Regions from separate parts of the Homo sapiens genome. Here region 1 is linked to region 2. Evidence: chromatin loops called from intact Hi-C (ENCODE). Cell type or tissue: MCF 10A. All regions are shown on one strand. Links, peaks and the distances in the headings refer to the core of each region. The heading gives the core; the rest is flanking DNA. Region 1 has its middle 320 kb from the start of CEMIP2. Region 2 overlaps LOC107987079 (a long non-coding RNA gene).

What was found. Peaks named below come from ENCODE experiments on the same cell type or tissue, not always from the same donor. Only the 100,000 strongest peaks of a DNase experiment are listed, where the experiment ranks them.
Region 1: it touches region 2 in a loop (2.4-fold over the local background); 2 of 110 quality-filtered maps call a loop at or near these places.

What each region holds. Positions count from the first base shown.
Region 1 is chr9:71,442,731-71,451,076 of GRCh38, forward strand. It overlaps a transcript of TRPM3 not described here. Among named protein-coding and RNA genes, the nearest start is that of CEMIP2, 320 kb to the right of the region's middle. In MCF 10A, for the core only: no CTCF peak of the experiment used is centred there; a DNase peak (open chromatin) is centred at 3,871.
Region 2 is chr9:71,280,773-71,289,118 of GRCh38, forward strand. It overlaps LOC107987079 (a long non-coding RNA gene), which reads right to left. Exons shown (of 4, transcript XR_001746718.1): 4 at 1,669-2,251. It also overlaps a transcript of TRPM3 not described here. Among named protein-coding and RNA genes, the nearest start is that of TRPM3, 160 kb to the left of the region's middle. In MCF 10A, for the core only: a CTCF peak has its summit at 4,555 (motif pointing right); a DNase peak (open chromatin) is centred at 4,559.

The sequences.
Region 1 (8,346 bases), core at 200-8,199, 160 kb after region 2:
TCTGATTAAAAAATTTGAGATGAAATAAAAATACACACATGCTGTGGTGAGCAGCTGACATTTGTAATGCGAGACAGCACTTGCTGAATCACCTTTCAATAGATTTCCATGCATTTCTGCACAGATAGAATCAAAACAAATAGCAGGAATAACAAGAACAATAATTCACAAAGAAATATGAAATCCAAATCTTATAGAATGGAGACAAAGAAGTCTTAAATTACTTTTATACCTATTGACCAATTCAACACAGACAGTATTTAAAACATTAATATCCAGAAACTTAATTTGATATCTGAATTTCAAATGTATAACTTTCATAATAATAAAACTATGAAATTAATATACAACATCTTTACATTTACTAAAAAACAGTTTAGATTTGAAAAATGACCTATGACGCAATCTCAGAAAGGAACAATTTCCAAGGAATGAATATAATTAAATACCACTTTACCGTATCGGAATTTTATGATTTGGGGTGTAATTTAATATTGTAGATTAATGGATTATAGCAAAGCAACATGAATTCATAAAGCTTCCATTGTAAACCATGAAGCCTTAAAATATGGGAGAGAAGATGTTTCCTGAATTACAAAAATGGAAAAAAAAAAAAGTCTTTTCAAATCAACAAGGATTGATTTGTTAGACACACCCACTATTGTGGTCCAGAACTTGAGAACATGCATTTTAAATGCCACTATTAGGACACAGAACAGCTGCCCCTTCCTTCAGCTATTGCACAGGGCAGCACTGCTTCTGCCTGTCACCAGAACAGAAGCAGATCCAAGTGGGCAGTGGCAGGGATAGCACACATTTTCTACTGTAGGCCTGCCATACTCCATAAGAGCATCAAGACTTCATTTACTCCAAAGAGACTTCCAGAAATGCAACTTTTGGGTTTCTAAGATTAGCGTCAAAATCATGGAGTTACCCAACCTCTAAGAAAACCCCTACATATTTAGTGATAAGTAGGTAGGAAATCTAACTGTCAAAGTCAAGTCAAGCCGACCTCCCCTACACTTTACATACCAAAAGAGCATGCCTCAGATCATGAATAAAGTCTTTCTGGATACCAGGAGTATAGCAGAACTCTCCTTACTAAAGAAAATATCTTCTATTAATTATGATGTATGCAATGCTTTGTTGCTAGTGAAAATGAAAACTAGGTCAGGCACGGTGGCTCATACCTGTAATCCCAGCACTTCGGGAGGCCAAGGCGGGCAGATCACGAGGTCAGGAGATCGAGACCATCCTGGCCAACATGGTGAAACCCCATCTCTACCAAAAATACAAAAATTAGCTGGGTGTGGTGGTGCGTGCCTATAATCCCAGCTACTCAGGAGGCTGAGGCAGGAGAATCACTTGAACCAGGGAGGCGGAAGTTGCAGTGAGCCAAGATTGTGCCACTGCACTCCAGCCTGGCGACAGAGCAAGAATACATCTCAAAAAAAAAAAAAAAAAAACTAATACAATCATTCCCCTTGAGGACAGAGTCATGGACTATATCATTCCCTCGGAATAACTTTAACTGGAAGTGATTTCAAGAATCCAACTAAAGCAGAGAAGAGAGTAACAAATGTCACATTAAAAAAACAATTATTTTATATTCTCAAAAGAAAAAAGATTTATGAAAGCCCCCATGTTTTACTATTAATCAAATTTTTCCACATTTTTCTATTTTGTCTTCAAAAGACAGAGTGAACCCCTCATATTTTCTTTGTCAGGATGGATACCACAATATTTTGGGGACAACACATAATGAATAAGATTCACAGCTACATTATGGAATATCTTATTTATTCATAAGAATAAATAAAGAACAGCATTAATCATATTAACTGCTTTAATCTTTACAGGTTAGGCTATTTTTTAACAGCTCACTTTAAGGGAGAGAAAAAATCTTACATTAAAGATTAAAAACTTTTATAAGCATGTCTGCTATAAGCATTATGATTTCCTTCCTCCTGTTTGCATAGATAAGTTGGGTGTCTCACTTACAAATGAAGTCAAAACTCTTTGTTAACAACTATAGAATCAAACCTTGGTTCAAAACCACCATCTTAGCTCTAAGATTTACAAAACCTCACTATCTTTGTTTAAAACACTGATAATTAAAAATTATAGCTAGAAGCACTTATTATTAGGGTTTTAGAAGAAAATCAATATCAAACTTGCCATGCAATGTGAGAATAAGCACAGGCTTTTGCCTTAACTGGTTTTTAACTGAATTACTAATGTTTCAATTAACAAGTACTACAGAGAACTACAGCACCATCATCACCCTTAGCAAACAGGAGGACATAGTTACTTTTCCAGATGTCTCTGGTTGTCATGGTACCCTCTTAGGCTCTTTTCCCACATTTTTATTCTAGGTAACAAACCTGCAATCATTTACTCTAACTTATAACATAGTTATATGAAGATTTTATATGTTCCTGATATAGACTGTGCACACACCTGTTGAACAGAATAAAAAATGCAGCATAAGAAGTTCCTTAGATTAACACTTAGACTTCCTATTAAAAAGAGGATTGAATTTTTAGTTCACATACTTGATAAAAAACAGATGTCATGAATTTTATATTTTCCACATAATTTATTTCAGAAAAACCTATCTTCAGATTAATATTCTTTTGTAAAAAATATTTTCGAGTACACATTTCTAAACAATATTTCTACACCTGAAGTAAAATCACTTGCCTTTTTAGCGGTGCTATACCCATATTTAGATGAAAAAACCTGCTCACAAAAAACATTAAGTATTTGAGAAAAATACCTGAAATTTCATAACATTTTTGTAAACAAGCAACCAAAATAAACACACCAAAAATTTCAAATGTTTATATTACATTCTGTGGAAGTAATGTTTAAACATCTTACTTTTCAGGGATTAATTTTTATCCTTCAATGACGACTTCCCAAAAACAGAGCAGGGTAACATTAATCACGCTGTGGGATCAATGCTTATGTACCATTCTCTCTTTTAATTAAATCAAAGTCTCTTCAATATACAACATCTGCTGTCAAGCCCTTTGGATGTAAAACAAATACACACACACAAACACACACACAGGCTGGTATTCTTAATGATGTTTGGGAAGTTAAAAGTGGTGTATCCTCCTTCCCCAGGAGCAACAGGAGGACTTTGCACTCTCTTCTAGAACAGCGTTCTCTCCCTCTGGGATAAAGGAAAACATAATATTCACATACTCAAAATGCAAATGCAGCTAAAGTTTTTTATCAACTGCACTTCTCTACACACATATGATGCCTATATTAATTTCACTGGAGTGCTTTTATTGCACTAATTAGACAGTGAAGAGGAGCTGACACATGGGAAAACTTGTCTGAACGCTGTATATGTTAAGCAGTAGGATTACAAGCACCTGGGATATTCTTGCTATTCTCTGTATGCAAATGACATCCTGCAAACAATTAAACGCTCCCATTAAAATGGTGGGGGTGTGGGATGGAAAGAGCAAGTGCTAAGAGAGTAAAAATATGGCATGCCCTTTCTATTCCGCCCTCATTCAGCGGAGGCCGAGTACCTTCGACATGCTGCACAGACAGACCCTTGGGAACGTACACAGGAGTCACAATACACTCGACAACGTCTCACACGCTCTGTTAACTGCAAAACTCTTATGATCTAACAGCGAGCCCCCTCGCCTCTCGAACATGTTTTCAATTTTTGCAGAGCCGCCAGAGACGTCAGGAGACCCTCCCCTGCTGAAGGGAGGGAAGACGTTCCTTCTCGCCCTTCCTCACAGCCCCCAGCACTCTATTTCATTAGAAGCGGCGCCACAAGTTCCCTGGCTCTCACCCTTAGGGAGGCAAGTTCAGCACCATGGAAAGGGCTCAAGTCGCGTGCGAAGGGAGAAAAGAAAGCAAAGACTGGGGCTCTCCCCCGGCCACTCACCGGCGTCTGCTGCGACGGGAGTCCCGAGCGTTTGGTGGACCCCTGCTTGGAACTTAACCTTTTCCACGACTCGGCAAACCTGCCCCGGCTGGCGCTCCGGCTGCGTCTGCGGCTCTCCGCGTTGTCCTCGCGGTCGGAGCAGCCCCGCTCCATTTCCGCCGCATCCCTCCACTTCTTCCCCATGAGAAGTTCGCCTCCCTCGGCCGGGAAACAGCCCAGCGCCGAGCGCTCTCGCTGGCTCCTCGCCGCGGGTCTCCCTCCAGCCTGCGCGCGGCTCTCGGTTGGCGCTGCCTTTGCCTCCGCCGGCTCCTGCCAGAGCCCCGCGCTCCGTTACCGCCGCCGCCACCAGGCTGCGCTTGCGCCCGCGATTGGCTCAACTGTGGGCTGGGGCTGCGAGCGCCACCTGCGCCCGAGCCAGCTTTCTTTTGCGTCCCCAAATTGCTCTCCACCCGGCAGCCGCCGCCTTCTCTGGAGAGTGCAGGGCCCACGCCTGAGGCTGTTGATGCGCCGCAGGGTAGCGCTCCCAGCGGTCACCTCACCCTGCCCAGGACCCCAGACCAGGGGACCCACTTCCCCCCACCCCGAGCTGCGTGTGGAAGCCTAGGTTACCCGCACTGGATGGGTGGAGACTGCAGTTGACTTAGAAAAAGACAGGAAGGGGCAACTTTGTTCTTCCTGCTCCCTTTCTTCCCCTCTCTCTGCAACAACAACTCGCTCCTAAGTATCCTTGGGGAGAGTGGAGCTTCATCCCCTTGTCAGATGCCGCACTTATTTCTTCTCCAGCTTGCTCAGACTAGCCCACTGGGTCTCAGACTTGGCTGCACACTGGAGTTACCTGGATCTTTTTTCTCTTTCTCTTTTTTAAATGGTGATATTCCCCAGAGTCTAATTTAATTGGCCTGGCTGTGGCCTGGGAATCAGGATATTTAAAAGCTCCCAAGGTGATTCTAGCTGCTCCATCCCCATCAGCAATTAAGGGCCTTCAAGGGCCTGTACTGTGGCGGTAAGGCAGAGGAGGATTCTTGGGAAGGGAAGGCTGTTACTTCTCCTTACCTCAACTCATTTCTCTTTCCGGGGTAGGAATGGGGTATTCAGTTTCCCCTCTCACCCTGGGCGGTTAAGCAGCGAGGAGGACATGAGACGGATTCGTGGTGGAGCTCCTGTGTGTTGTGTATTCTGTGACCCCTGCACCTTGTTGTTCTTTCATGTTTTTGCCTTCTGCTCATTAGGACAGCCGGCTGGCCCTCATGAGTTTTGTGTCAGTTATTTTACCAGACTGAGCTGTCCACATGTCCTTGATCAAATGAGAGAGGGCAGTTGGGGGCATCACAAATTAACAAAACCTGAAAACAATGGCTTTACTCACCATTAAAGGGAGTGATGCCTAAAATCTCTCCCGGTTGAAAAGGGCCGTCTGGTTGCTTATCTGTTGCAATGGCAACAGATGTATTTTCATTTCTTTCTGAAATCAAGCATTCTCTGTCCTATTTGAATATTGCCAGATCTTCCCAGGAGGCAAAGGTGAAGAAGGATTAAGAGGGAAGGGGAGAGGGTGAGAAATGCTGTGGGAAAATTGGTGTTGTGGCACTAGCTGTAAAAATCATAATCTGAGTTGCAGTGGTCAGTGTGATTAAGCAGAGGTTCTGAAACTGGCTAGTTTACGGGAATGGAATACAGAGCTCTAAAATCCCACAGCTGTGCCCCTGTGTGTAGTGTTACATGAATATTAATCCTGCCATTTTAAGTAAAAGAGACTCACAGGGCATACATCCTATCTTTTTAAACAACCCTCTGTGTCTAGAAATCACACACCCATATTAAACAAAATAAGACTCTAAACAATGTTTGCAGCACACAACGCCATTTAATGAGAAAACCACAGGCTCCATTTCACATTTTCTCACTCCCTATCTAAGTTCATGGATTTGAAATTATTAGTGACATTTCATGGAAATACCGTAATTTAGTCCAGATTCCTCCCCCTCGCAAAAACAAATCAAAATGATTATGCTTAGTTTACAAAATTACACAGGTATGAAAACCAAATACCAACTAGGGGGTAGAATAAAAGTCAGCATATTATTCCTTAAAGTAAACATTTACTTTTTCCTTTAGTTGCTTACAAAGGGGTATATCGGTATGACTATATAAATTCCCTAAGAGATGAAAAGCCTGTGTTTTAACCTGGATGCCTTGAAAGTTCACTCTTTAGGTATATCAAGATATACCTAAACAGATATATCAAGGCACATCATCCAAGAACATTCACTGTGCAGGGCCAAGAGACCCTGGTTCACCCACATCCACCCATGAAGGGGAAAATGACCCTGCCATAAAGGGTATCTGTCATGAAAGACTGTTCCAGCACATCAGTGCATACTCAGAGCAACTGATGAGATTTTTAGATGTACTTAGAAAAATGTAATGATGAGTAGTGACTGCATGTGTCATATTTTTTAGCTGTTCAGTCTAAAAATGAGCTTTCAATTGCCCTTCTCTTAAAGCACTGTTTTTAAAGGCTTGTTTGAAGATGATCTCTGCATTTCTTTTTTGCACTTGACAGGTACCAAAAATGTCTTGGAACTGCATATGAGGCTAAATTAGATGTGATTGTAGGCAACCAGAAAACTGACCCTTTCCTCTTCTGATATTCATTTGTCTTTCCAAAGTTCCTAATAGCCAGAAACTGGAAGAATAAAGTGAAAGTCTATCATATTTTTTACAAAATTAATGGAGAATCACAGCACCAAAGCTAAGAACACATTGAAAATCACCAGCATTCAAATTCTGGAATACACGTTAGAAGCCATTTCTAGAGCAACTTAGCTTTACTAGAGAAGAGTCACTGCAATTACAAAAGGTGGATGTTAATAAATTTCAAAAGGTAAATGGGAAGTAGGGCATAAACCTTTTTTTCTTCATAGTCTCTAGGCATTAAATAATGTGCAAATTAATGTGGTAAGATTAAAGCAAAAATTACCATACTGTTAAATAATAGCTATTCTTTGTAAAATGAAAAGCAAATATATAAATTTTATTTGTATATCAATCAAAATATAACATTTTGAAATATTCTGAAAAGTAAACTTTAAATAGTATTCTAAAAACCACAAAAAAAGATCTCAACACACTGTCAAATGTCAACAGTCCTCTGTTAGCCCTAGGTACTCTTTGATCTGAAGTTTACATGGTTCTACTAGTCTGTGAATGAATTAATAATCAGAAGAAACTCTTGAAACCCCATTTGCTCTAGGTATGCAGTCATGTGCTTCACTGCAAAAGAGTTTATAGGAAATATATATTCCTTTGGTTATCTCTAGGACATGAAAACCCAAAGGTATACCCGGGAACTAACTTAACCCAGCAAAGTGTGAAAGGGGAGGGCAAACAGAGAAAATAATCAAAGCTGCAAATTAATGTTGATCCAAAAATTTCTCCTTGTGAAATAAGAGAATATAAACCATATTTCATCAACTTTAACACCTTCAATTTTTCAGAGAGGGTAAACCTCTCTGAAATCAGGATGCATTTTATCATAGATGGTATCTCAGATTCAGTGTAATGCAGCATATTGATTCATAGAGTCTCGGAGTGAAATAGACATTAATAGATCTGACTTTAAAAATCCAACAAGCTACCATTAACTCTCTTCCTACACAATCAGCCTTTGGCATTAGATATCCTCTTTCTCATAAGCAGAGCATTTCCTTGTAAAACAGCTTTAAGCATTAGAAAGCCCATTCTTATAAACTAAGCTGAACCCCAAGCCTTCTACCTTTATTTTAAATTCTGGTGGGGGGTTGGAGTCACACTATTTAAACAAGTGTTCCTCATGATAATCATCAAGTAATTGAGACAGTCTTTAAAGTCCCCTAAAATTTCTCTTTTATTAAGCTAAACAATGTGTGGCTTTTTCTGTCAAGTCCTTACACACATTGGGGAACAAAGTAAGAGTCAGCACCCTCACATAGTAAGATAAATTGGAAAATGGTGGGTGTTCAATGAATCTGGAGCAACTACTTTGTGAATTCACTAAAAGCTTAATCACTATGACTAGACTCACTGTGAAGTGGGATTAGTCAATACCTACAAAGCAGGAGATAGGATGCAGAATTTGTGTTTAGTCATAATTAAATTCTCTTCTGCAGACCTGAGGGCTGAGACCCACAGAAACCAAAAAGCATGAGAGTTGAAACAGTTATTCCTGTAACTCAAGCAAAAAAATCTCCCAAAGCCCATGACTATTAATCAAGAAAAGGAATAATGGGGTTATCTTGGTTTAAGTAAATTGGCCATCTATGTGGATGAAATTATCTGGGTATAGCTATGGGAAAATTATACTCCCTTTTAGGAAAAAAACAATCTCATATATTCCCTGCGGCATCTGTTGACAAGTCTTCAATGGTTACACATCCTGTCAAGTC
Region 2 (8,346 bases), core at 330-8,329:
ATACACACACACAAATGCATCAATACAAGGGCTGATTCCTTTCTTTCTCCAGATCTTAACCCAAATGGCACACATTCAAGGAGGAACTCTCTGATCAATATATCTACATTCATTCCCCTATTATTCTCTATTTCAGCATCCTATTTGCTTCCATTATAGCATTTATCAGATTCACTTGACTGTTCAGATGTTTTTTGTTGTTTTTCCCTAGGTTGATAGTAAGCTCTGTGCAGGCAAAGACCACATGTGTCTTGTTCACCACTGTGTCCCCAGCACCTGGAAAGTGGCTGGTATATAAGACATTCTTAATAAATATTTGCTGAAATGGATAGTGAATATCCTGGAGGAAGAGGCACTCTCACAGACAAGTCAGAACCACAAAAGCAAAGTCGGGAGGTGTGTCAAAGTGACAAGGACCAACCCTGGTTTTTCAAGGTTAGCCTGTGTCATGGAAGAAGCTGAGAAAACAACAGCAATTCAGGACACACGGGATAAAGAAGAGGCAAACTTTAGCAGTGGGACAGTGACAGAGTTGAATGACCATTAAGAACAGTTCATAAGCACCTGGACCCACTTACAGGATCAGGTTAGAGCTTGAGTCACCTTACATCCAAATCACTTGCCCCCAACTGCTACCATCTATTTTATTCACATATTTTGTTTGCTTTCTGGAATAAGGCTCCTTGGGAAAGCATTTTGTTCATTGCTGTCTCCCCAGGTACAGTATCTAGTACATGGAATCCGCTCAATATATTTGAATTAATTCTGCTGGTGGGAGTTTAGAGCCACGTCTGTCTTTCTGTCCTTTTCATTGCTGTCTACAGCATTTTAAGTACACTCTTCCTAAACTGAGGAGTTATACTTTTCATATTATTTTAGAATTTGCTGGATTCCTAAGCAATCATATTAATTTCTTATTAAATTCATAAAAATTACAGGAGAAAACCACATTTGAGTGTACATTAACATCCTCAACAATGGTAAGGTACTGTAGATATGAAAATTGTGGCCAGGTGCGGTGGATCACACCTGTAATCCCAGCACTTTGGGAGGCCAAGGTGGGCAGATCACCTGAGATTGGAAGTTCGAGACCAGCCTGACCAACATGGAGAAACCCCGTCTCTACTAAAAGTACAAAATTAGCCAGGCGTGGTGGCACATGCCTGTAATCCTGGCTACTCGGGAGGCTGAGGCAGGAGAATCACTTGAACCTGGGAGGCAGAGGTTGTGGCAAGCCAAGACCACAACATTGCTCTCCAGCCTGGGCAACAAGGGCAAAACAGAAAGAGAGAAAGAAAGGAAAGAAAGGAAAGAAAGAGAGAAAGAAAGAAAAGAAAGAAAGAAAAAGAAAGAACGAAAGAAAGAAAGAAAGGAAAGAAAGAAAGGAAAAGAAAGAATGAAAGAAAGAAAGAAAGGAAAGAAAGAATGAAAGAAAGAAAGAAAGGAAAGAAAGAAAGAAAAAGAAAGAATGAAAGAAAGAAAGAAAGGAAAGAAAGAGAGAAAGAAAGAAAAGAAAGAAAGAAAAAGAAAGAACGAAAGAAAGAAAGAAAGGAAAGAAAGAGAGAAAGAAAGAAAAGAAAGAAAGAAAAAGAAAGAATGAAAGAAAGAAAGAAAGGAAAGAAAGAAAGGAAAAGAAAGAAAAAGAAAAAGAAAGAAAAAAAGAAAGAGAAAATTGTAACTAAACAAAGGCTCACTCACCCCAAGCAGGTAAAAGGGTAGTGCTATTTTTAAAAACAAGAGGTATGCCAAAGCACTACAAAGTCTGTGCATATTTATGTTTAAACTTCAAGTAAAATTGTTATTTTTTTTAGAAGTCTGTTGTTGGAAACATCTGTGAGCACCATCTGTATAGGAATTTAAAGTTAAAATTAATGGCATGCTCTTTCTTGTTTAAGACTCACCAGCATGAGAACTTAAACCATAGGAGAGATGTTCTTACTTAGGAATATTACTGCCCTGCCCACTATCCTCTCCCAATGTAAAATAACTCATTTACTAACTGAAATATCATCAGACTCTACAAGTGGCTGATGTGACTAGATATCTTTAAGTCAATAAGACCTAAGGTATGTGTGTATGCTACCAGCTTTACCAGCTACCTTGAACTTGTAAGAATGTCTGTCCCTACCCCTCGGGGCACCGCTGGACGACCATTCTTTCTCAGTCTCACTTTTAGGCCTTCTTTCCTCCTTTCTAGTGCTTCCCAAGGTGCCATATCGTGATCCTTCACTCTTATTCCTTTCTTGGACTCCTATCAAATTGTGGTAAAATACACGTCACATAAAATTTACCATCTTAACCATATTTAATTGTACAGTTTAGTCTGTATTAAACGATTCCCCCATTCACTCCTCCTCCAAGTCCTTGGAAACCATCATTTTACTTTCCATTTCTATAACTCTATTACTGATACTTCATGTAAGTGGAACCATGCAGTATTTGTGTTTTTGTCATTGGCTTGTTTTACTTAGCATGATGTCCTTAAACTTCCTCCATGCTGTAGCATGTGTCAGCATTTCTTTCTTTCTTTTTCTTTCTTTCTTTTTGGAGACAGAGTTTCGCTCTGTTGCCCAGGCTGCAGTGGTGTGATCTTGGCTCACTGCAAGCTGTGCCTCCCGGGTTCACGCCATTCTCCTGCCTCAGCCTCCCGAGTAGCTGGGACTACAGGCACCCACCACCACGCCTGGCTGATTTTTTGCATTTTTTTTTTCTTAGTAGAGATGGGGTTTCACCGTGTTAGCCAGGATGGTCTCAATCTCCTGACCTCGTGATCCCCCGCCTTGGCCTCCCAAAGTGCTGGGATTACTGGCATGAGCCACCATGTCCGGCCTCCTTCCTTTTTAAAGCTAAATCGTATCCCATTGTATTTATATACCACGTTTTGTTTATCCATTCATCTGTTGGTGGGCACTTGGGTATCACAAATAATGCTGTTTTGAACGTGGCTTTGCAAATATTTCTTCAAGATTCTGCTTTCAATTCTTTTGGATCTATACCCAGCTCTATTCTTACATTTTTAACTACCACCCCTCTTCAGGAGTTTCAAATTACAAGTCAAGTGCCCTATCTAATATACCAACATCTATGTGAGTTCAGATACTGTCTTCTGAGAGTTATGTTTCATAATTGTGTCTATGTTCCTCCTTTTTAAACGCATTAATCTGTCCCACTTCCTACCGCCAGTGGGTTTCCTCAGGGAATTCTGACAGTTAGACAATATATTAGGGAGGCAGAATGCCTGATATGAGCCCTGGTTCTGCCACTTGCTAGCTAAATGACCCTGGGAAACTTATTTAACCTTTGTGGTCCTTAGTGTTCTCACCTGTAGTACCAGCTTCAATGGGTTTTTTACCAGGATAAAGGAAATAATATATGGAAAGTACATGCACTAGCATGATACATAGACCAGTGCCTGAAATGTCATAAAAGCAAACCTAAAAGCTAGCTACTATTTTTCTGGATTTTAAGTTAAAATAATTTATACTTGCCAACATAAAATTAACTTCCATTTCAACTTAAAAGACATCTAGTGATTCAGGATAATCATCCAGAGTTTTTAATCCTTCAGGTAGTTTGTCTCAATATTGGGAGAGATCAAGAAGCTCAATCTAAGTTTTTCTTTAAAATCAGCCATCCTTATATGTGAAGAAAACGTGGAGAATACAACACTTGATCTGTCTAATGGCCTAGGAGACTCGATCAGATGGCCTTACAGGTTGTCTCTCAGCTCGCCTCTCAGAATCTGAGCCTAATAAACGCAGTACTGTTATATTAGCTTGTTATTCTTTTAAGTGGTGAGGTCACACATTTCTGATAAAAAAGATTTCTAATTATGGGACACACCTATTTATATAGGTAAGCCATAAATTAGTAGAATTGACCATGCTGATCATTAGAATACTTTCTTCTGGTTAGTGAGGGAAATGTTATTCACTAACATTTACTAACTTTGCACTTTACCATAACTCAATTAAGATTTTATAAGCTAAAGACTAATGTATTCTACATTACTTAGTCTATACAGTTCAAAACTCAGCTAGGAAATAAAAAAGGCTATTCACTCTGCAAAATGCTATAAAAGCTAGAATAACTATTCCTAAGAAAGAATTGTGAATTAAGTCTGAATTTTGTATCACACTTACAAAGTATATTACATTTTTTGTTCAAAATAACTTTTATAGACTAAAAAGCTGCAATTCTCAAACATTTTAAAAAATACATTTTCCATAATTTCAATTTTAATTAAAATCAGCAAACATAGAACAGGTAAATCCAGAGGCAAATTTACCATGAAATTCATGAAACTTGGGAGATGGGAAAGAACTCTAGTAATGTGTTTACATATTTGCATGTTTTTGTAACACTTACCTAAGTAAGATATTTTACATTTTCTTCTAAAAGTGCCCATCCAGTCTAAAACTGTATAAGCTTTAGGCCCCACTGAACCCTAACTCCTCCAATCCTGCCTGGGTGTGCACCATGTTATCTGACGGTTAGAAATAATTAAATCTTTCCCATTGCTGTTCAAATTACCTGCATTCTCACTAGCATCCACTAGAGGGTCGTAGCTGCACTATGTAAAGAGATGGCCTTTGCCTCTTTTTCTTCCTATTCTTTTTTGTGTACCCAAACAAGCAAGGAAACACTGAGCAAACAGTATAGTCCTCAGAGTTGAAAAGCTGCCTATTAGCTCGAACTGTTGCCATCGAGAGACTGATGTGGCAGAAATGTCTTGCTCTGTTTCCGAGGCTGCCGATCCGTTCACTTGGCAAACTCCAGAGAAACAAGGCCCAGCACGCCCCAGTTTAACAAAGTTGAATAAAAGGCCATTTCATCTCAGGGCTACTTAGTCCAAATCAAATAATGCTTAAGCTATTTGGTCCAAGCCAGCTCAAGTGCTCAGACATCATACAAGGCTTTCTTGGCTGAGAAGAAGCACCACCACCACCAGTCGCTGCACACATTTAGCTTGTTCCTGCTGTTTTCACCAGCCTAACTTCCCAGCTGGAGTAGGTACCAAATTCAAAATCAAGCTTCACTGAGGACTATCACCTAGACTCCCCTTGACCAATCACTCTACAGGTGCAAATTAATCCATTATGCGCTGTAATTTCCAAACAGTGGCATATCCATTTTACATAAGCAGGAAGACTTATAATGTCACAGCACAAAATTATTCATATTTGTCTATAACTTTCCTTCAAATCCTCATTTTCTCCTATTTTTATTTAATGCAAAAAGCCATGTGATTTTCAGGGAAAGAAAAAAGTGATTCATTTCTGAAAACCTATAAGCCATAAAATCAAGGGCTCCACATCTGTTTGAGAAAGTCTGACAATTGTTTCTGAGATCTTCAGAATTTCCTTTCATAAGGTAGCGAGGTATGGGAATCACCGCAATTTTGTGAGGTGTCATCAGACCAGGTTTAGTAGTTTTGTAGTTTCCCAATCAACTTGTTGATAAATCATGATTAACAATTCAGGAAACTCATATTAGACAATAGTAATTCAAATTAAGCTAAACCGGGGGAGGGCATGTAATTTATTTGGATTTGCAATCTGTCTGTTGCAAGGAGCCAGAATCGTGCTGTGATTTGCCCTTCATGTGCAAAGCTCATTTTGCAAAATCCATCTTCCATAGAGAGGGAAAATCTCAACCCAGAGAATCTAGCCCATTAATACATTAATTCTTTAATACATCACTAACCAAACTAGCTTTTTGGTCATTTGTGACCAAAGGAGTTACAATGAGTGTGGAAGACTGGGACAGGAAAAGAGATATTCACTGGAATCAGGAAATAACAAGTTTACTACTTTTAACTTAGGAGGTTAGCAATGGAAAACCCATATTTAGGGAGAACAGGCAAAAGGAAATAGAAGTCAGTACAATACATTCTATTCAATTCCACCTGGAATACTACTGATAAAAATCACGTATTAAATAACCTAGCCATTGTCAGCTTCTCGGATTCAATCTTGTACCAATCTACCCCTTGTTTGTTGTGTTTCAGCTATACTGGTCTTTTTCCTGTTTTTCAAAATGCCAACCCCTTCCGCCTGCCTGGATTGTTTTCTCACATCTTCAGATGCCTCACATTGTTTAATTCAAACCTCAAATATCACCTCTCACAGAAGCATTCTTTGACCACGATATACTTTTATATATATATAATTTATATTTTATATAAATTATATATAATATAATTATATTATATAATTATATTATATAATATACAACATATAATATAGTATATAATATATAACATATTGTATTATATACTATATTATATAATTTATATATTATATATAAATTATATTATATGATATAATATAAAATTGTATAAAATATATGGTAATATATAATAAAAATATATAAATAATAAATATATGTATATAAAATAACATAATAAGATAGTATCGGGATGCCCATCCTCTGGAGATTTACCATCTAATTTGAGAAATACATTGTGTAAGAGAAACAATACCTGTATGTATTGTACAAATGCCAAGAAGAGGCAGAAATAGAATAGTTCACAGGAGAAGCAATGACTTGCCTTACCTTCTGAAGTCTCAGGCATTTCAGAATATACACCAATGAGCTTTCATGGCTGCATATAAGATTTTTATACTGGCAATCACTATGAGGCTGTCCCACAAATTCCATCCTATTTGGGGTAATTTATCTGTACTCATGGTAACAGATAAGATGTTGTATAAATGCTGAGCAACTTCAGGAAAGTGGAAATATTACTAGCGTAGGCTCTCAGTTTGGAGGGTACAGAAGAAGGCCTTCAAAATTCAACTGCTGGACTTCAATGTACAAAAAAACTACAACTCCAGAATTACAGAATGTGTCATTTACTCAGAAAAAAAAAAAAAGCCTGGACTATTAATGCTATAATACAATTGATATACAGCCATGCACTGTATATATCAATTGAATAAGATATTTTGTTTCTCACAGCAGCAACATAAGACCTATACATGTGTTATTTTCATTAACCCATTTAATAAATGAGGAAATGGTAATTAGAGAGGCTAAGCAATGCGCCCGATGTCACATACGCAGTAACAGCTGGAATTTGGATTTTGGAAGCAGCTACTGTAAAATTGAGGTAGCAATTCTTATTAAACCCTTGCTCAGTTTGCTCAGATATTTACAGGTATTACAAAATACAGGTACCAATGAGCCTGAACTTAAACTTCTAGAGGGCAGCAGATCTGTGTTAACTACCCCTTATCAATTTAGAATTGGACTCAGTCACAGAAAATACTACATATTAAATATTTTTAAAATGTTAAATATTTTTTGTTGGCTTGATGGAAGTTTTACAACATTTGCTTTCTTAAAGTCAAGGTTTTCCCCATTATTCCTTGCTCTAAACCCCGATATTAAATTTATATTAAATATATTTTTAACTTATAATATTTAATATCATAATTATGATATTAAAACAAAAGATACCTTAGTGAATAGAAGGAGAAGGCATGTTAGCATCTCATAATATTGTCTACGATAAACGCTATTTTCTGGATGTAGAGCTAAAACTGTTCGATTATTAACAAAATTATAATGTACTGTTTACACATAGCATTATTTTTCATATGTGTATATATACACATACACATATGTGCACATGTGTATATACAGGGAGACAAACAGACAAAGTTCATCTGAGTATGACAGAAAGTTCCCTATTGAAAAATATATACGTTTTGCTTCTAGTAGCATAGCAGACTAGTTTTACACATGCACACACAAAAACCACACAAACACACATACCAACTCAGTAACAAGGAAGAACTAAAAATGGTGGAACTTTTTAAAAGGCATTTTCACACAGAGCTGAGTTATTAGGGAAATGAGGAGAATTCCTTGGAGGCCAGAAATGACAAAGGGTGGACACAGAGAGGTACACAGCACTGAAGCCAGTGTTTACTCTGGGTACATCAGCCAATCCTGAGTTGACTCAGAGTCTAGATTTTTAAAGAAAATCAAAGAAAAAAGTTGAGGGCCCAACAGATAGGCAGTCAGACAGAAGACCTGCAGATATGAAACTGGAAGCTCCCAATGGTTGAGCTACAAAAATAAAACCTCCTGTAGAGAGAGACAGTGGGGCATGCATATCTCCTTGGTTTTGACTCTAGGTGGAAATAGGGGGGAAAAAAAATTCCCAAGACTTTCTAACTGCAAGTCCAGTTGTGTTTTGGGAGAACACAATTTACACAATGTAACTGGCTCAACAGTCCCTCATATACACATTTATTTTAAAGATGTAATGGACGTGTAGCACCTCTAATGCCACACACAAAGCAAATTCAAATCCTCTCTGGAAGAACACACTTT